Linked DNA regions of Homo sapiens: region 2 is linked to region 1. A link is a loop called in an ENCODE intact Hi-C map of the cell type or tissue named here. Cell type or tissue: K562. All regions are shown on one strand. Links, peaks and the distances in the headings refer to the core of each region. The heading gives the core; the rest is flanking DNA.

Region 1 (11,204 bases), core at 3,810-7,809:
AGCATTGAATCTGTAAATTATTTTGGGCTGTATAGCTATTTAACAATTCTTTCTACCCGTGAGCATGGAATGTTTTTCCATTTGTTTGTGCCTTTTTCTTGTCTGGCTGTCTTATTTCAGAATGAGAGTCTTCAAACTCTGAGATTCTTTCCTCTGCTTGGTCTCTTCTGCTATTAATATTTGTGATTGTATTATAAAATTCTTGTAGTGTGTTTTTCAGCTCTATCAGGTTACATTCTTTTCTATACTGGCTATTTCGTCTGTCTGCTCTTGCATCGCTTTATCACTATTCTTAGCTTCCATAGGTTCAGTTTCAACATACTTCCTTAGCTCAATGATCTTTGTTTCTATCCACGTTCCAAATTCTATTTCTGTCATTTCAGCCATCTCAGCCTGGTTCACAACCCATGCTGGAGAGTTGACGCAGTTGTTTAGAGGAAAGACACCTCTCTGGCTTTTTGAGTTGTCAGGGTTCTTTCGCTGGTCTTTCTCATCTTTGTATCCTATGTTCCTTCAATCTTTGAGGTTGCTGATCTTTGGATGCTTTTTTTTTTCTCTTATCCTGTTTGATGACCTTGAAGGCTTATAAGGTGGATTCAGCCAACTGGCTTTTTTCCTGGAAGATTTTAGGGGGCCAGCGCTCAGCTCCCAACTCTTGGACTGTGTGCTGTAACTCTGGGGGACTTGTATGGGGCCCCAACTTTGTTCTCTGGCTCCTCGAAGTTAGGAATCCACTGAGTTTGGGAGGCTGAGGTGCTCCCAGATTGCTGGTCACTACATTCCAATGGGTGGTGTCAGCCAAAGTGTTTACTAGTGTAGTGACTGCAGAGTCCGTCCTCGTTCACATGTGCCAGCAGCAGCAGTAGTTTCTGCTGCAGCAGGGTGCCAGTGGGTGCCGGGGTGCCTGCCTCCCTGACAGTATTCACGTAGTGGTGGAGGCAGTGCAGCTGGGAAAGTGTGGCGGACACCTGCTGGCAACAGTTTGCGAGTTGGGCTGGTTGTGGTCTTGGCTCGGGGCAGGTCACTGACTGGCTCAGGTCTGTGTGCCGTGTGCCCCACAAGCAGGAGTGATCGCTGAGGGCCGGGGAGGATCTGCTCTGCTCCGAGCCTAGTTTTACTCCTGTGGCAGTGTTAGCGCAAGGCTGGGGCACAGGTGGGGACCGGGCTGGCTGGTTTTTTGCCCGCCAAGGCTCTGACTGCAGTGGCAGTAAGCAGCGGGCGGATGAGTGGACTACACTCCTGCCTGCTGGCCAGGCAAGAAAGCAAAGCCCACCCACACAGACGTGTGCCAAAAATGCAATGCGGGAAGTTGCTGTGGGCCCAGGGGAGGCTGCAGTGTGCGGAGGGAGCCTGAGGGGCAGGTGCGTAGCCATGGGGGCCGCCCTGCTGGAGCCCTCCGCTGATCTGGCAAAGATCGCCAGCGGAGAGGCTATGAGGTGGCAGCCACGGCACCCCAGACTTCCCCTGCAAGCAGTCGCGGCCAGGCTAGGGCCCTGAGAGAGGCCAGTTGCCCAAGAGGTGTTCAGTTCGGATTGCCCCCTCTGAGGGGAAAGACGGCCCTGCAGAGTTCAGGTCTGACAGTTTCTCCAGGGCTAAAGTCTCCTATGGGAGCCAGTCAAGCCTAGGGGTATGACCTCCCTGGCCATGCTCTGCTACAGGCGCTCTCACCCTAAACCCTCTGGGCTCCACATCAGCTGGCTTGCTGCTCCTACCACTTCTATAAGCAGCTCTCTCTCTTAACTCCAGTGTCCATGGTGGTTGAGGGGTCTCCTCTTGCCAGGGTTCCAGAGGCCCACGGTGAGAGCGAGTTGCTCTTTGCCAGTTCAACTCACTCGTTCCTCCAGAGTCGTTGGGGGCCAGAACAAGTCCTGGTGCACATTAGCCCCAAGTAGAGTTCCCAGCTTTCTCCCACTTCAGCCAAGCTTCTGTGTCTTCCCTCCGTTCACTCTCGGTGCCTTCTTCTGAAGATCTGTTAGGAGTGCGCCAGTCATCTTGGATCTTGGCCCCTTGGTGGCAGCTGTCCCACCTGGCTACATCTAGTCAGCCATCTTGCCCTCCCTCCAGTCTTTTAAAATAGGAACTCAAGACTGAACATTTTCATCTATTTCAGGCAAACAAATCTGTAAATTAGTAGGAGTATAATTGTATACATTATGACTTGAGAAAGATTTCGTAATAAATTGCCTGTTTAAGAAGATAATATATGAAAAAGCCTGAGGGTCAATTTTTTCCCCCTCTTTTCCCTTTCTGAACAATAACTAGGTAATTCTATTATTGGCCAAGAACAATGCCTACATGCTCTACCTGTCTAACCCTTATCCAAATCATGAAATGGCTTTGTTCTTCCCTCAACTACCACTCCACAGTGAAGTTAATAAAATATGTCAAGATTTCAATGAATTACCGTTTATTGAGTAGCCACTAAGTGCTAAGCAAGGTATATGTGTAAAGATCACCTTCAGGGTTGTAGCTGATTGAATCCTTGCTCTTAAGGAGACCTATTGAAGACATGGGTTAGTAAACCAATTAAAAAAGAAGTGATTCCAGCATTTCACTATTCTGATTAGACAATATTTTCCTAGAACACTCCTAGAAACATAATAAATTTATTCTTCTTCAAGGTTAAATATTTTTCAAACTACCTTTACATTTTTAGTCTCTACTGACATACTTTGTGTTCCATTAGTGAGTCCAGAAGAAATGTTTGAAATGTAATTTTCTCACTGGGGCCACTTACTTCCAAATTTATTGTTACATCTTATCACGTCCTCCAAAATAGAACCAGCTTACTGGCAGACATCACCAGTGAAATTCACCATTTCTTGCCAATAATCATTGAAATTCTTTGAACATATGATTTCTCCAAAGTAATATCTTTTTGGCCGTAGTGTTCAAGTCACTTTGAAAATGTCTGTTTTTCGAGTTTTAGCATATTGATGTTATGTCTAAATAAGGTGACAAAAGTTAATTGATTTGCCCAGGGCCACACCGTGAGCTTAGGTAGGAACTAAGATTAGAAACCTAGTTTCTTAACTCCCAGTTTAAGGTAGGGTATACAAAAAAGAAAAAAGAAGAAGAAGAAGAAATCACACATAAATATAGTTTAGGAGTGGTGCATGACTTACAGAGCTATCTCAATCACTCCAGGACACAACTCTAGGAAAGCTCACCAATGCAATTGCTTTCTGTTTTTCACTTTAGCACCTCACAGTAGAAATTCTCACAGCTACTTCTTATCTGTAAAGCCTCAGACTTTGTTCTTTCCAAGAAAGTAGTGCCATATTGAAAAAAAATCTAAAAGGGAAATATACCGTTTGTACATACAGAATATTCTGGAATAAAAACCCTTCTGCTATAAACTCACAATAATTATTTCAATAGTGCCTTTGTTAAGAAAAGTCCAAACGTGGGTGGAGTGATTTGAATAATAGAACCTCAAGATTATTTTGGGTTCCAGTTGAATCTGGAGGTCTCACACTTCTCCAAACAGATCCAATCAATGCTTCAATGGAGCCATAAAATTAATATACTTTCTTTGAGTCTTTCAGGTGAGGATACCCCATGGCATAATCCACTTTCTCAGACTTACCCTTTATGTTCTCTTCCTCTGCATAATCTTAAACCACAAGCCTACAGATAAAACAAATTTGAACAATGTATGCAGGTGAGGGAGTAGCTGACTTCTATCATTTCTTCCTTTTAGAAAAAATCCTGGCAATCTAGGGAATCCATTCTGGTTAATCTGGCTCCAGTGTGTTTAGAAAGTGCTAGGTTTAAGGATCTAACTTTTAGGAACTTGATAAAATTGGTTCTTAATTTTAATATCTTTAAAATGAGGATATTGAGTTAATAAATTCTGAAGTCTATTTGAACTCTAAATTCCAAATTTTTACATACCTCTGGAATAGCATCTAGAATCACAGAATATTTGAGGTGGTAGGGGGTTTGGAGAATATCTGGCCCAATAGTTTTCAAACTGTGATCTAAAGAAATCCCTCACAGGGCAGAGTAATTTTTTGAAGAAGTGAAATTTTAAGTAAACTGGTTTCTACATCTTCCAACCTATGGAATCTTCCCAATATGGAACTCTTGATTTCATCAGTTTTATAGAATATGCTTCCTTACCTTAAAATATAAAGGCTTGAAAGAATTAATCTAATCAAACATCTTACTTACAGATGAGAAAATTAAATCCCAGAAAATCAAGGTAGCTCGCCTAAGATCCCACAGCTACATGATGGCAGAACATGAACATTAGATCAAAATTGACAACGCTTGTTTTTCTTAGCATTTTGTTTAAAGCAATTTTAATCTTATTGGGTCAGCTCACTGAACTCACAGCTAGTGTTTCTTCCCACTGTGTCATTGTCTAGTGCTGGAAAATCCCAGAAAGCAAAGGACTAGAAAGAAGTCTGTAAATTTCTGAGTGTGAGCTCATAACTCAGACAGATGAAATGAAAGATTTATTATTCTAAATTCTAAAAATTCATCCCAACAAAATTTCTCAACAACTCGTTTCAGTTAAAGATATTTTTAACAAGTAATTAACAAATACCACCAGAGTGGTTTAGAGCTCATTTATCTCCTACTACAAATGTGAACTTTAAAGAAAAAATGTTAGGAAACTAAAAACCAAACTACATTGAGTTGATTATTCTTTTCCTTCCATCATAGGAGGTCTTGTGAAGATTGTACCTGACTTTGAGAATGACGAATATTGTACCCAAAATATTTTATCACATGTCTAAGGGTCAAGAAAAAAAGTAAAGTTCAAGTTTGGTGTTTTGTTTGTGAGTGGAAAATACATATAATGGACTTCCTCAACAAAAAAAAATCCCCTGTAATTTAACATTTTAAAAAAGACTTAACCATTATTTCTACTTAATTCAGGAAGATTCTTAAATTTTGTTTCAGAATATTCACATACATGTGCACACAGCAGTCTTTGAAATCTCTTAAAGCCTTGGGCAGATGAAACTAATATTTTACACAAATATCGATTGCCTTTACTGCTCTTTTTTTATATATTTTTTTTTTACCATTTAAAAATTTTTAAACAAATAGTAAGACATCTGGAGCACTTGTGCTTTTATTAGAGTTCTCACAGTGTACCAGAAAATGTCTGAAGGCTCATAAAATGTATTTAGAAAATATGTCAATATTTTAAGAACAGATATTTTTTGGCCACGCTGTAAATGTATTTTTTATGTTGGAAAGTAATTATAAAATCATTTGAATTCACAAAAATTGGTTTCTCACAGAAAATATTTTAAAACTTTTAAAAAAATGTATGCTTATGATATCCAGTGTTGCCAAATAAGCTTTTATTCTTGGGCTTAGCTTTGGCAAATTCTCTTGATAGGACTCTTGTTCCCTAGACGACTAGCTAATGAAAAAACAGAGAGAGAGAGAGAGAGAGAGAGAGAGAGAGAGAGAGAGGTTTACATGAGACAGAAGAGGACAGCTTGGGAAATAAACTTCCTTTTCTCACTTATTCAGCAGTTATTCCTCCGGGATGGAAGCATCTGGCCTAAATGATTAAAGCTGCTGCTACCTGCCCAGAGGCAGTTTATAATCCAATTTCTAGTCTAAATTCAAGAATTTCACCACTGTGGATAAGCATACACTATCCCAGTGTGAAGAATCAGTTTCCTTGAGAAAAGACTTCGCTCTGAAGTTTTATAACATCCCAGTGCTTGCCTTAGGAGTTTAAAGAAAGTCTCTGTGCACTCTGGGGGCCTGTGAGCTAGCATGGAATTGTTATGTCTTACAGTCCTTGCACTGTGCTGAGTCGGCTGAACCAGCAGTCTAAGAAAATATGTCGCTGTAAATCCAATGGATGTATTCCTTAAAAGTCAAATGCACTATGCAGCTGCACCCTTACATGCACTAAATATGTACAAAGTGATGCCCCTTGGCTTGGTATCAAGTGTTGGGTTGCAAGTGGATAAACTTGTCGAGACAAACTGCAAAAAATATCTTTGTGAGATGGTAACCCACTGCAGCAGGCTCAGTGCAGGAGAAAATGTGCCTGAAGAAGGCAGATCTGGCTGTAGGAGGCACTTCCTGAGAATTCCTGCTATATCTGATGAGAATGGGAGGGGGTGGGGAAGCTTTCCAAGAAACCATGAGTAATTTTCTTAACATTTTAAGCAGATGAATATTTAAAGAAGAAAAAAAAGTCTAATGTAGGTCAGACTGACAAATGAGAAAGACGATGGACTGACATTTCCTGGAAATCTAGTCAATTAGAAAAATAAAAATAGTTATCAGTCTCTCACTTATATAAGAATTACCATCATAATTTAATAGAAAATTTTAAGCAATAAGTTTTATTTCAAGTATTTGTTTAAAAGTATCCTTAAAGAAAGGAATTGCTCTGTTTATATCTGAATGTTAAACATGACCTTTACATTTTTTTTTTCTCACACACAATTCTTCCTGAGTCATCAAAGTCTAGGAAATAATTGAAAGACATTTCTCTTTCTGGAATTTTTTAATGCTTTTCTTCTGGTTCTTGTGTAACTTTAAGGGTTTGAATTAAAATTTCAGAATTGGCTTCAATTCTCTTGTTAAAGAAGAATGTATCTCTGATTTGGGAGGAAAAAAAATATCTACTTAAAATAAAACAAAAATGTCCTGGGCAATTGAATCACATGTGTTCCTATTATGTCAATCTTAATCCCTCCCACTGTATGGGCTCATCAAATTCTCAACTTTTCCAGAAAATATCCTGAAAAAATATTGCTATTAAGAAGAAAGAGAAAGTAAAATAAATATGCTCAAAATTCCTCAGAAAATCTTCCACCATCTTAGCCATCCTTACTTCTTCTAAAAAATATTTCCTGTTTGACGTTTTTTCCCAGGTTTCTCATTACTCAAGGGGCACGAGCACTCTTTTTTGGGTGTTTCTCTTCATACTTCCATTAGAATATTTACCATATTCTAGGGCAATCCACTCTGTAGTATCACTGAACTGTTTTAGATGATGTATGTTAGAATAGAGAAAAATGAATACAACTTCACTTTCTGTCATGTGGCTTATGAAATTGCAAGAAATTAAAACCAAGGACAGATAATACAGACCTGCCAGGTAAAAAGTTAAATAGATTTAAACATAAATCCAGTTACAGAAACAAAATTACAGTTTGGCAAATAGAGTGAAATAATCTCCCTTAACCTCTTCACCAACCTAACCAGTTAACTATAATACTTTGTATGAATATAATTCTGCATTTTTGCACATGCATATTTTCTAAAGCTATAATCATTTTGTGTGCATATTTGAAGTATTTAATTTTAATTTATTCCATTGGAAAAAAGATGTATTGCAATCTATTTTACCAGTTTTCTATTTTCAGACATCTGGGTTGTTTCCAAATTTAGATTTTCTAGGATGAAATCTTGCTGTGGTCTTCAGGCTTATAAGGATACTTACAAGTAGGATTATTCAGCCAGGGAGCATATTTATTTGCACATCTCTTAAAATCCGTTGCCAAATTGCTTCCCAAAGGGTTATGCTTGTCTATAGCTAACGATCTAAGGGAGTACACTTTAGTTGGTATCAAAAGCTTTGTTTTGACCTTAGAGGTAATCAAACAACAATACAATGAACATAATTCTTTAACACTGGTTATTCATACTTGGTATAACTACAAGGCTTTTGTGTTTTGAAACATTTAGACCACCATTTTTTTAAGTATCATGATGATAATTTTACTCATTCATTCATTCATCCATTTTTACATTCATTTATTTATTCAAAAGCTATGTATTGAGACCTGCAGAAAGGCATGATACTAAATGTAGTGAAAATACAGTATTGTAAATACAGTGGAAATATAGGGAGATAAAGTATTAGGGATAGAGTAGTGAATAAGAAAGATCTAGATCAAACTCTGTTCAGATTTCAGTGAGGGACACAAAAATTAAACACATTGTTACACAGTTAATTATTTCAGTTTGTTATATAAACTATGAAGCTAATTATGTATTAGATATACTGAAAGATAAAACATGATAGCCTTAAATTGGTATAGATGAACAGTACAGTTTCTCTGAGGAAGTTATAGCTAAAATTAATGCAAAAGAATGATGAAGAATGTGCCAAGTTAAGAGCAAATGGATGGGAGAAAAAGCTTTAAATTGAGTCATTATTCCAGTGCAAGAAGAACTCAGACAGCTAAACAACCAAAAGTTAGTCCTGAAGAATGAAGCACTAGTGAGAAAGTGGGAGATTTTTAGGATATGCGGCCTAAGAGATAAACAAGGAAAAGGTCATATAAGACTTTAGGACCAGGGTAAGGACTGTTAGTTTTATAAAAGTCCAATAGAATTTAATCTAAGAGTCATGGGGAGATATATAAAAGTGTTAAGTGGTGGAGTGATAAGATTAGATTAGTCTTTTTAAAATAAACAATTATTCTAATAACTATCTGGAGAATAGACTGGAAGCAGGTAAATAGGTAAACATATATCATTTAGGAGACTTTTGAAGGAAACCAGGATGAGATGTGTTGGTAGCTTGTGTTAGGGAAGATATACATTGGAAGATTCTTAACAAGCTTAGGTGATTGAGCAGATATTAAGAAGAAAGAGGCCACAAAGCTGGTGCCCAGGTTTCTGACATGAGAAAGTGGGCAAGCACTGGTGCTATTCATTGAAGAGGGAATCAAAAGTGAAAATCTTGAGAGTACCTTTATACCATTTAATTGGAGTAGATTTGTTAAATTAATAGTTGCATATACTTGTTAGAAGCTCAGAAGAGGAGTCTTGGTTGAAGATGTAAATATATCATCATGAATGAAGCCATAAGTGGCTGAGAGCATCTGGGAGGGAAATGTGGAGAGACACAAGAAAGGTGATAATATAGAGTCCTGAAGAATTCAAATACTTGCTCATCGGGTTTAAGAGGAAGGTCTTCCAAAAGAGATTGAGAAGGAAGCAAAGGAGGTAGAAGCAAAACAGAGAGTGCTTCCCAGAATCAAAAGGATAAGGCCTTTTAAACCAAAATTGTGGCAAATACTGACAAGTTGGCAAGTTAAAAGAAGGAATGAAAATATGAAACCCAGATGACCTTCTAAGAGCAGTTTGGATGGCGTGAGATAGCTGATCAGACTAGGATGGAGTGTATAAATGAGGTAAGAAGGTACAGATGGCAAATATGGGAAACTCTGAGTGATTACTTGAACAGACATTTTTAATGTCCAAATCATAATGATATGAAAAACTAAAGAGTTAACAGAAGATGTATTTTAGAGACTGTTTCAGGTTATGCCACCATTACAGAGGACCTTCATATTTTCTAAGGACTCTATTAAAATATATAAGTTTCTCCATGGCCTTGAGGGCACTGACCTACTCCAAATAGTATTTTTAAATGTCTTGTTTATGATATTGCAAGCTCAAGGAAATGTGACACCAGTAAATTTTGCCTGGAGGAAAAGGTGGAAAGGCTTGGAATATCAGGAAATGCTAAGAGTTATTTATAAGATTTCCTCAGGGACAGACTAATGTGCCCTATTACAAGATGAGGGCAGCCACTTATATATGCAATATACATTACATGTAATGCGTTTACCCATTTCTAGATAGGTAACATGGAAGGGCTAACTTAGGCAGGTCAACCACACAAGGGTTCAATATTCTCACTTATTTTCCTGGTATTTTATCCTGTACATTACTTTACTAAAAATGCCATTTCTAGAGCAAATACTGAATATTAAACTCGCAGGTTACAACTACATTGAAGTATTCAATTGTTTAATATATTAATCACTTATTTAGATTTATTTCCAATTTATCACTTGAGATATGCTTTGACCCAGGTAAAAGAGTATTTAACTTTCTGGGCTCACCAAGGACGCCAAGCACTTCACTAATATTCCTGTGCACATCCTCCCTTCTTTAGGATGATTTTAACTAGCAAGCCTATGCTCTCATCTCTAGAAATGCTTCTTAACCCTTATCTCTCTTTCCTGGACCTCCTTCTCTTCGCTGGGACAAATGCCTTTTAGCGGCCCATTTGCAAGGATTTTCTGGCTCAGCTGCTTTTGAGCAGCCAGTGTTTGTCTTTCAAGATACCCCAGCAGCCCTTCCATCTCTATCGATCCCATTTGTTTTCTATTCCATTTCCTCTAAGCTCCCCTTTATTCATCAACCCTAATTTCTCCCCTACCACTTCCACTCCCTAACCTTAGTTGATCTAGGCTTCCCAAGAGAAAACTGCCCTGTAGGTCATTTGGCATGATGGTTCCCTTCTCTGTGAAATGGTTATAGTCAGAATAGTATTTCTAAGCCTATTTTACAATGGATGGCTTTTACGTTCCATATAAAGTGATGAAAAGGTGGCAACACAATCTAAAATGTGTATCTAAGTAAAGCACTTTTCACTGTAGAAAGCAACCGAATTTTCCAAGACTAGAGCCAACACAAACTATAGATATTTGTCCTTTGACATTTTACTTTCTAATTCCAGATTATCAGAGTAAAGGAATCATTTTTATATCTCACCAGTCCCTTTTTAGGGAAAATGACAGGCACAGGGTATATTCAGAATTAAAATGTAAATGTTAAGATATTACGTCACATTTAAAACTATTTATGAGTAAAAAAAAATACATTTTTATGTGGTGAACCACTTCACTAGAACTGTATAATTCTACATTATTTGCTCTCTCTTTCTTTTTTAAAGGAAGCCAATCTTCTCTAGAAAAAACATTTTCCTTGTGCCGATTGGATTTAGAATGCCAACAAAGTTTTGTTTCTTTTCTTTAAAGCATATTTATTTTTAGACCTTTCAATTCACTATTGCAAACAGATGTGCTCTTTTTCTTTCTCTCCATGGAAGCAAATAAATAACCAAGATTGCAATTCCCTTTAAAAACTTTTATAAGAAGAAAGAGAAAAACAATAGGAGTTTTATTTCAGAATGCTGTTCTGTGCCAAACATCCAATCTGTAAAACATTTTGGCCTGTTGGGGAAAGATATCTCATGTGTGGGGCATCAATCTGTTCTTCTGAAATGCAATTCCAGTTCACAGAGCTTTGATCTGAGTGATAAACACAATTTTCTGAAGCTGCTTATTAAAAGACAGAAATATTGACAGTCTAAATCCTAACACCTGAAACAAAGTTTCATGCAAACAAAAAACTAATAACTAATATTTTTAGAGCCTCACAATGTGTCAGATTCTGAGTAAATT
Region 2 (11,204 bases), core at 4,714-8,713, 130 kb after region 1:
ATAAGTAAAATAAATCAGTCTTATTTTATTAATAAAATGAATGTTTATACCCAAGTATAAAGCACTGACTTCTGCCTCAGCTGGAGGAATTATAAGTCAGTAATGCATCTTATAAATCAAGTGCATGAACCATTCATCATCTTCTGAGATTCTAAGTCAGTTGTGTTCACAAAGCAGTTGCATGACTTGGAAACAACTCCTGGGATGAATAAATCAGTCACTTCCAGATATATGAATAAGTGACATGACCCATAAATCACATGACTACATACTCGTGCTTCATCAATCAGAAACTTTTATTTATAATTGAAAATTTGAAAATACTTATTGTGAACAATTTACTAAACACCCATCCCAAATTCCCATAGTACTGTAAGATGAAATGCATAGATGAAATTCCACAAGACTACCCCGACTCCAGGTGTCAGTCATAAGTAGCAGGTTCCTGGTTATTCACAACTTCTGTCCAACCTAGTTACATATCAGGGTTCCCACAAAGCCCTTCTCTGTTTCATAATTTGCTAGAGCAGTTCACAGAACTCAGAAAAGCACTTTACTTACTATTATCCTTTTATTATAAAAGGAACAGTCAGATGGAAGAGGCAACTCAGGAACAGTCAGAAGGAAGAATGTATTGGGCAATATATGTGGGGAGAGGCTGGGAATTTACACACTCTGTTGGACCATGCCACCCTCCACGTGTTCAGGAATCAGAAATCTCTCCACCCTCTGTTCTTTCGGGTTATTGTGGAGGCGTCATTACATAAGCATGATGGATTAAATCATTGGCCATTGGCCATCGGTGATTGACTCAACTTTCAGCCTCTCTCCTGACCCTGAAAGTCCAGGAATTGGGTTAAAATTCCTAAACCTCTAATCACAGGATTGGTTCCCCTGGCAACCAACTCTCAGTCTGAGGTTACCCAGGAGCCCCAGCCTTTCGTTATCTTATTAGCATACAAAAATTATATAACAATATCACAGTCCCATATGGAAAATATAGGCAAGTACAACTAACTAATCCACAAACATACCTTTTAGACAGTGTCTTTGGAGATATATGAATATAAATGTATCAACTATTGGAAATTATTTCTTTGAGAGAATGTTTTTGAAACTAGGTAAAGTAATGTAATTGTAATGCAAAGTAAATGTTAACCTAAATAATCATGTTCATAGGATACACTAATGTTCCAATTAGTGTATCTGAATTTTATTAACATAATCATGTTTTATGTTTGCATAGTCTTTTATACATTTATTCTTACAGTTTTGTTGGTGGTTATCACCATTTAATAGACGAAGAAAATATCTAAGATAATTAAAATCCAAAATTACATTGCAATTCAGCACAACTAGAATTTAGGTTTTCTGTGTTCTATTTCTGTATTCTTTGTTTCACCATGTTTCCTTTCATACATTTTACTGCCACTAAAAGGGTATGGATAATTTTTCATCTTTTTATAAATGTATAAAATTTACTGATTAAGACTTAAAGTTTATTCATTAAGCTTAAAGTTTACTAATTTAGGCTTATGTATACAGGCCTAGAGGTGTCACCAACACTCTGAAGCACTTACCAACTCCTAGTTTTTAGTGTTGTAATAATCATAAAATATTTATTCATACATCATTTTACATCTGATATGAGCTGAAGCTTGGATTTTGCATTTGGGATGACAAATGGCTCATTTCTGGATAGATTCCCTATAAGTCATTACAAGTTCTATGACTTTTGTCATTGAACAAAAACCACTATTGAGTGATGGAATTTCATACACCTTTAACTGTAATTCACCTGACTGCATAATCGCAAATTACTGATAATGTAAAATCTATCCAAATGTGTCCACACATATTAGCTGATGATCAGGCCGCTCCACAAGGAATGTCAGGCCACTCACTGTGCTTATTTCTGTGGCTTAATGTGGGTGAAAGTTCAAATAATTCCAGTTCTCATTATCAAACGGATAGCTTATATAAAGTCAATTCAGAGTTTAGCAAGGGATACTGATTTTCTGACCTCATAAAGAGTACAATATTCAGTGTATACCATAAGAAATACTAATTAAAAGTCATTTTTATTTATTGGCTTGGGCATTACTTTGACTTTCACCATTCCATTTTCATTTCAGATTTTTTTCATTGGAACTGTTGTTTTAATCGGCTTACAGATTGTGTTTTGGCAACTCTTTCCTTCTCATATCAGTTATCATTTGGGAAAGAAAAAGTGAAAACTGTACTACAGAATTCGCAGTATTAACTTCAAAGCATGGCATTTAGAGTTAGATTCTTTTTGAGTTGCTGCTTGGTAATTTGCTAAAAATAATAACGATTCCTCCCTCATATCTCTGGAAGGGCTTTATTACACACTCATTAAATTGTGCTTAGGTAGCATAATTATATAGAGTTCAGCATATTTCAGTTTATCAACAGAGTGAGTCACTTGGGAACTGTATAGACAATGTGGGATAGGGCAAGATTGCTGGGAAGACAGAATTTACTTCTATTTCCAGTTTAGGTGGTGGGTTGTTTTTGGTTTCGTTTTTGTTTTTTATCTTGGGCATGTCACTGATTCCTCTGGTCTGTTTCTCTGTCTTTGAATTGATAATTTGATTTCCCCCTTCGTGGTTCTTAAGAATATTGTGAGCAAGCATTAATGAAGCGGATGCACTCTGAGTTCCTCAGATAAGACTACGTAAGTCCAAAACCTTATGACTGAGTCATGTGAGGGTTTAGGCTTCAAGATTCCATTTGGTGTACATATTTAAAGGAAAATAACCTATTTTAGCAGTTGGGAATCTACTGCTTTTAAGATCTCTTGGGTAAGTTATAACATTTACTTCAAACCTATCCCATGTATAGCTTTTCATTTCTCTTTTAAATCCCTATTGTTCTTTTCTTGGTAGAGAAAGCATACATCTCATCTTTATCTTTGACAAACTTATTCAGTAAATGCAATTCCCCAATATGTTGATCACAATTATAGAATTTCTATGAAATTCTTAGATTTGATAAAGTTTCTAGAGAACTTTAGCTCAAGCTAAAATGTGTATGATCATTGTGCTATGCACATAACAAATCCTTGATAAGTAACAGTTAAGTCTGGATTAAGTTGAGGACTTTTTTAAACAATAATTTTATTAGGAAGTTATTATTAATGAAGTTATATTTTGGTAAAATGCCACTAGTCCACCTGATTTATGATATCTAGGCATTCCAGCATCTATGACAGGATTTTATTTCATAAGACTCCATCTCCACCCCTACAACCCAGGAGGCAGACTATAAAATAATCATCATTTTCCACCTCATCCTGTCCATCTGGATGTCAGATGGAAGCAAAGAGATCCATAACCCTTTGAAATAAGTGAGGTGGCCTGGGTAGCATTTCTTAATGCAACCTATGAAACCAGGTTTTAATATCCACATCTTTGAACTATTACTAAGTGGATACTGGAGGCCACATTTTCCTCCACAGTCACTCTATTACCACATCTTCTAATTCATTATTCTTTAAGTACTTCAAGATAGTTATAATAGAATTAAATTTTATGTAATGCTCTTCATCATCCAACAAAGTACATTGCCGAATCATCTTTAAGCCTTCGACCTTTTCCCGATGAAAACACTTCCCTTGCCTGTACTTTCACTCTGAATCGTCAGCCTATGTCAACCTTTGCTCTCAATCTGAATTTTTATTCTTGGAATGCCTGCCCAAGACAAAGGAAGAAAAGGAAAATGAAGAAAATGGTAAAACAAAATGGAACATTAAGCAAAGGCAGCATAGCTCCAAGAAAATCCTTAGAAGAATATAAAGCAATTTGTCAGTTCTTAAAATTAAAAGCTAACTATCAAATATCATCCCAGAATATTAATGTCTTGAGAAAAGCTTGACATAACTCCTGGATAGGTATTTTGGAGTCAGCAACATAGTTTCAGTCCTCCGTACTCCAAATTCATCACAGGATTTCACTTCTTGATTATTTATGGTTGTTTTGGACCATGTAACTAGTCTGGCAAATGAGGTGTGAGTAAAACTGAAGTATGTCACTTCTGGGCTATAGTGAGACTCTCCAGAGCAGTCTTTTCCCTCTGCTAGAAAAGGCAATACTCATTATGTTGGCTGTCCAATTAGCCAGTATACCTGAGAATGCATGATAAGTACCTGGCAATGTGCAATTGTTAAGGAACACGGGTAAGAAATCAACCTTTATTCTTTTAAGGCACTGAGATTTGAAGTTGTGTTTTATGGCAGCATAACCCACACTATTCTGACATTACAGATACTCACCTTTGTTAAGAATAATAAAAGGAAAGTTCTCAGCAAGTACTTTTTAATGCTTTGAGAAACTTTCAATTTGCATTTACTCTAGTTCTTAGAACTTTATCTGACATAAAATAAACAGATGGCTTAGACTCATACAATAATGCTCATTAAATTTGTGGGGATAATATGAATTATTCTCATGTAGTTATTTATTGAATATTTTATGGTATTCAATAGATTTATTCAGTAGCTTCATCTATTTTCAGAACATAAGTCAGTTTTAGCTTAAAAATTTCTACTTACATAATGAAATGGGTTCACTTATTCCCAGGTGGCTGATTTGTCTCATGTAATATGATGTTACACAAGGGTTCACCATTCTTCCCTGTTAATGACTTATTTGGCACACTACAATGTAAGAAGCCAGGCAAAAACTTCAGTGAGGAGAAATCTTGAGTCTCCACCATTATCCCCACTTTGTTTATGAGCTCAATGGTCACGAACTGGGAGAGTTGAAGAAAGAAACAGACATCCACAGCGTGATCATGTGATCTACCTGACTAAGAGTCTGCTCAGAAGAGGATATCATTAGATGACCATTTACACGAAAAGCAAATAATCTCTCATTCCGGCATTATTTCAAGAGATCCATTCATGAGTCTTCTCCCAAAATCTTTTTGTCACCAAGATTATAACTGACTCTGAGTTCCTGTCCATGTGGCCTAAGAAATTCCCTGTTCATAAATTATGATAGACCTGTATTTCTGACAATTTCTCCAGTTGCAAAGTCTTCCACTTTGACCTTTCTAACATAGATAAATTTTTATCCTTTCTGTTAATACAGATCAAGTAGGGAATTAATGAAGTGTTCATCTATTTCAGTTCTAGAAATGTAATGATCAATTAGTTATTGCCAAAAATAACTGCAGATCAAAGTACTTCTATTACCACTTTGGCTCTGCTGCCTGTTAGAGTAACTATTATAATCTTCTCCCTTTTCATTAAGTGCTGCTACTTTGCCTCTGTTACGAAGGGATTCTATAACCCCATTGAAATCAGACAGTCTGTTTCAGTGTCATTATTTCTCTTCTTTATCCTTGGTCTACAGAGAACAGGCACTACAGGGTTTCTACTAACGTATTTATCTATACTAATTTATTTATCAGTTCTGTGGGGAAGGGACTATAAACTAGGACCTTTCAGAAACAGAACTACAGGGTGACTGAGTCGATTGCCTCTCAGAGATAATTTACTTCAGCCATCCTATTTCCCCAAGTTTCTACATTATACTAAGGAAATTCTGACATCTCTATTTCTTTTCTTTTTTTAATAAATTTTTTAATAATTTCAGCTTTGATTTTAGAATCAGGGAGTACATATACAGATTTGTTACATGGACATATTGTGTGATGCTGAGGTCTGGGGTACAAATGATCCCACCCAAGGACTGATCATAGTACCCAGTAGTTTACTTTTCAATCTGTGACCCTTCCTTCCCTCCCTCCTCTAGTAGTTTCCAGTGTCTACTGTTGCCATCTTTATGTCCATGAGTGCCCAATGTTTAGCTCCCACTTGTAAATAAGAACTTGCAGTATTTGGTTTTCTCTTCCTGCATTAATTTTGTTTAGATGATGACCTCCAACCACATCCACGATGCTATAAAGGACTTGATTTTGTTCTTTTTTATGGTTGTCTAGTATTCCATGTTATATATGTACCCCATTTTCTTTATCCAATCCACTGTTGATAGAGACCTATGTGTATTCCATGTCTTTGCTATTGTGACAAGTGCTACAATGAACAGACGAGTGCACTGGTATCTCAGTTTCATTCATCGTAGGCCAATACGGAGCCGAAGTTTTAATCAATCCACTGAGAAAACATTTAGCAGCACTCTTATTTTCTCAAACTAGAACTCTAAATCAAGAATTTTGAGTTAAATAAGCTCTAGCTGTATACGCCCATATTAACAATAACAAGCAAAAAGCCTATCCAAATATGATATCCTTCCCATCATTGTCTATAATCTCAGAGGCCATTTTCATAAATTCTCCAGATTTTTTCTTGCTATATTAGCAAAATGTTGTAATTATTTTTGGTATGGAACCTGGTTTATTTTGTAAATGACTCCCTAGGTTATATTGAAACCTGACATAATTTATAGGCCTTGAGGTAAAAAATGGAAGTAGACATATTGAAATGAGAAGAATTTGAATTCTCTTGCAAGATAATTGTTTCAAGTGAGGAATTTACTGGATGCAAAAAAACTAGACACATGAGTGAGAAGGAGAGGTTTCTTCTGCTGGCATAGGAGGTAGATTGACAGGAGATTCAGGGAATTCATATTTGTCCAATTAACCAAAACCATTGATTAACTTTCCAGATCCTTCTCATTTTCAAGAAGTAAATTAATTTTTACTCAAGAGAAGTAATGTAGTTATGAATGTGATCTGCAGTATAATTCAACTACCCTGGTACAGTAAGTGTGATGAATGTGGGGACTGATTCCAAAAAAAAAAAAAAAAAAAAAAAAAGACAATGAGGTGACAGTAGCACACTGTGAGCTTAAGATAAGCATTATCTGGGCAACACTTTAACAGGTTTTGGGGTAGAGAGAAAGACCTCAGAGCATAAGAATATCCAAGAGATACAGCACAGGGACCACTGTTCATAGTGAGACAAGGGCAAGAGAACTCCCAGGAGAAAGAGAGAGATCAGATAGGAGGCTTGTGTTTTAGGCAATGTTCAGCAGTCCTACAGTAAATCTCTGGGGAGTCCAACACTTCCAAAGGTTAGAATTGGAGTCTTTTATATCTATAGAGTTTATCTTATCTCTGCCTAGTAAGTGTTTGGTACATTTTCATCGAATATGGAAAGCCAAGAGGCTCTAAATGGCTAAAACTCTGCACATTGGGGGTATGTTTAAAACAACTGGATATATATGAGTTAGAGTTTAGTGGTGTCAAACTTTTGAGTTAACAGACTTCAGCCTGTTATAAAGAAGTAAACAACATATGGCCAATATACAGAGGCCATCTTGGGCTCCTTTATATAAAACCTAGAAATCAGAAATTTAGACTTCTGAATTCGGACTTCTTCAACTCTGCTGATATAAGAGATAAGACATCATCTTAAGGCAATCATAGAAATATCTGGGTTCCCTGGTCATATTTTGATGCATTCAAAGCTCTGCAGTACAGTCTGAAGTAGCCATTCCACCCACACAGTCTTTTTATGCTTGAACTACCGTTAATGGACTATCACAGCAGTCACTCAGTTTAGACAGCTTTGTCTTTAATAGGACTTCATTCTAGCATTATCACAAGACATAATTTAAATGTTTTACCACTGGTTGTCATGGAAACAAATCCTATCTGTTAATGATAATTAGACCTTGCCACATAGTCAACCAAATATTAAGATTTCTTTGAATATTGATTACCGGCAACCACTTGATGAAGCAATTATTGTGTAACTCAAATTTCACCTGTAGGTAGACAACAGAATTCTGCTAAAGTCTGAATGTTTGTGTCCCCTAAAATTTATATGTTGAAGTCATACCCCCAAGTTGATGGTATTAACAGGTAGGGCCTTTCAGAGGTAATTTGGTCATGATGATGGATGGTGCTCTCATTAATGGGGTTAGTGCCCTTATAAAGAGATTTTTAAAATCTCATTTGTCACTTCCACCATGTGAGGATGCCATGAGAAGGCACCTTCTGTGAACCAAAAAGTGGGCTCTCACCACATCCTGAATTAGCTAACACCTTGATCTTGGACTTCTCAGCCTCCGTAAATGTTAGAAATAAATTTCTGTTATTTATAAGCTAACCAGTTTCTGTTTTTTGTTTGCTTGTTTGTTGTTGTTGTTGTTGTTGTTGTTGTTGTTATAGCACCAGAAATGAACTACTAAAAATTCATTCTAGTTAGTTCAAGCAGATAAGAGCTAACAGAGGAAAATAGATGAATAAGAAATTGTAGGAGAGGGCAAAGCAAGATAGCCACATAGAACACTTGACCTATCTATCATCCCTCCCACAGGAACACCAATTTAACAACTATCTACACAAAAAAGCACCTTCATAAGAACCAAAGATCAAGTGAGCAATCACAGTACCTTGTTTTAACTTCATATCAGTGAAGGAGGCACTGAGGAGGGCAGGAAAGACAGTCTTGAATTACAGATGGCACACTTCCTCTATGCCCTGGCAGTGACCACATGGTATATAGACAGAATCTGTGTCCTTGGGGGAGGGACAGCACAGCAACTCTGGGACTTTGCATTCAACTAAGTGCTGCCCTGTCACAGCAGAAAGCAAAACCCAGCTAAAATCAGCTGACACCCACCCATGGAGGAAGCATCTAGACCAGCCCTAGCCAGAGGGTCAGAACTCGAGTTTTGGCAAGTCTTGCCATCACAGGCTGAAGTGCTTTGGGGTCCTCAATAAATTTGAAAAGAAATCTTACAATTCCTAGGCAAGTCCGAGTGCTGTGCTGAACGCAGAGCTGGTGGACATGAAACACCAGCCAGGGCAGCTAAGAAAGTGCTTGCATCACCCCTCCTACAACTCCAGACAGCACAAATTGCAGCAACAAAAGTGACTCATTCTTTTGGCTTGAGAAGAGGAGAGGGAAGAATAAAAAGGACTTTGTCTTGCATCTTTGATACCATCTCAACCAGAGTAGGAAAGAGCACTGGGCATAGTTGTAGGGCCCTGATTACAGGCCATAGCTCCCAGATGACACATCTAGACATACCCTGGGCCAGAAGGGAACCCATTGCCTTGAAGGGAAAAACCCAGTCCTGGCAGGATTCACCACCTGCTGACTAAGGAGCCCTTGAGCTCTGAAGAACCAGAAGTAATACCCAAGTACTATGCCGTAGGCCTTGGGTGAGACTCAGATGTGCTGGCTTCAGGTACCAGCTTGGCCTCAGTGGGGTAAAGCACCAAGTGGGTTCCTGGGGTCCCTGATTTCAGGCCTTGGCTCTTGGACAGCATTTCTGGACATGCCCTGGGCCAGAGGGGAGCCCATTGCCATGAACAGTGAGTCCCAGGCCTGGCAGCATTCACCACCAGCTGACTGAAGAGCCCTTAGGCCTTAAAGGAACATCAGCAGTAGACTGGCAGTAACCCCAATGGATCTGTGGTGGTGGTGGACTGGAGAGAGGCCCCTCAGACTGTGGAAAGGGCTGTATCTTGTGGTTTAAGAGGCAGCTCAACCACAGTACAATAGAACACCAGGTAGAATTCTAAAGTTTTTTTTGCTCTAGTCCCTAGCTCCTGGATATCATCTCTGGACCTACCTGGGGCCTAAGGCAACTCACCACCCTAAAGGGAAGAAAACAAGCACGACTGTCCTTACCACCTGCTGACTGAAGAACCCTAGGGCCTTGAGCAAACGTAAGTGGTAGCCAAGTAGTGGTTACACCAGACCATGGGCAACACCCAGTGCTGTGCTGGCTTCAGGTCTGACCCAGTCTCAGTGGTGGTAGACACAGGGTGTAAGTGTCACCGCAACCCCAGCTACATGCAGCTCAGTACAGAAAGAGAGACTCCATTTGCTTGGGAGAAATTAAGGGTAAAAAAACAAGAGTCTCTCTCTGGTAATCCAGAGAAATGTTTTGGATCTCATCCAAGAACACCAAGGTGCTATGTCTACGAGCCTGCAAGAACCACAGCATTACTGGGCTTGGGGTGGTAACCAATGCAGATATAACTCAGATCACAACAACCAAGTCCCTTTGAATAGCAAGAATGCCTTCCTGAGAAGGAGAAGTACAGACAAGCCCAGACTGAAAAGACTACCTTAATTCCCAGAAACGAACAAATATCTATAAGCATCAAGACCGTCCAACAAATCATGACCTCACCACACAGAATAAATAAGGTGCCAGGGACCATTTCTGGAGAAACAGAGATATGTACTCTTTCAGACGGAGAACTCAAAAATAGCTGTTTTGAGGAAACTCAAAGAAATTCAAGATAACACAGGGAAGGAATTTAGAATTCTGTCAGATATATTTAATGAGGAGATTGAAATAATTAAAAAGAATCAAGCAGAAATTCTAGAGTTGAAAATGCAATTGACATACTGAAGAATGCCTCAGAGTGTCTAATTGGCAAAACTGTTGAAGCAGAAGAATTAGAGCTTAAAGACAGGCTATTTGAAAACACAGTCAAAGGAGACAATAGAAAAAAGAACAAAAAGAATGAAGCCCGTCCACAGTATCTATATTTAGTCTCAAATGGGCAAATCTATGAGTTATTGGCCTTAGAGAAGAGGTATAGAAAGAGACAAGGGTAGAAAGTTTATTCAAAGTGAAAGTAACAGAGACCTTCCCAAACCTATGGAAAGATATCAATATTCAAGCACAAGAAGGTTATAGAACACCAAGAAGATTTAACCCAAAGAAGACTACTTCAAGGCGTTTAATAATCAAAACCCAAGGGACCCTTTGTCAGATGAGTAGGTTGCGAAAATTTTCTCCCATTTTGTAGGTTGCCTGTTCACTCTGATGGTAGTTTCTTTTGCTGTGCAGAAGCTCTTTAGTTTAATTAGATCCCATTTGTCAATTTTGGCTTTTGTTGCCCTTGCTTTTGGTGTTTTAGACATGAAGTCCTTGCCCATGCCTATGTCCTGAATGGTAATGCCTAGGTTTTCTTCTAGGGTTTTTATGGTTTTAGGTCTAACGTTTAAGTCTTTAATCCATCTTGAATTGATTTTTGTATAAGGTGTAAGGAAGGGATCCAGTTTCAGCTTTCTACATATGGCTAGCCAGTTTTCCCAGCACCATTTATTAAATAAGGAATCCTTTCCCCATTGCTTGTTTTTCTCAGGTTTGTCAAAGATCAGATAGTTGTAGATATGTGGTGTTATTTCTGAGGGCTCTGTTCTGTTCCATTGATCTATAGCTCTGTTTTGGTACCAGTAC

Evidence for each region. Peaks named below come from ENCODE experiments on the same cell type or tissue, not always from the same donor. Only the 100,000 strongest peaks of a DNase experiment are listed, where the experiment ranks them.
Region 2: it touches region 1 in a loop (2.0-fold over the local background); 1 of 110 quality-filtered maps calls a loop at or near these places.

The regions. Positions count from the first base shown.
Region 1 is chr3:106,125,856-106,137,059 of GRCh38, reverse strand. No RefSeq gene overlaps it. Among named protein-coding and RNA genes, the nearest start is that of CBLB, 260 kb to the right of the region's middle. In K562, for the core only: no CTCF peak of the experiment used is centred there; a DNase peak (open chromatin) is centred at 6,089; H3K4me3 peaks cover 145 bases.
Region 2 is chr3:105,995,740-106,006,943 of GRCh38, reverse strand. LOC124909403 (a long non-coding RNA gene) reads right to left here and starts at 8,472. Exons shown (of 2, transcript XR_007095991.1): 1 at 8,388-8,472; 2 at 273-4,678. In K562, for the core only: no CTCF peak of the experiment used is centred there; a DNase peak (open chromatin) is centred at 6,893.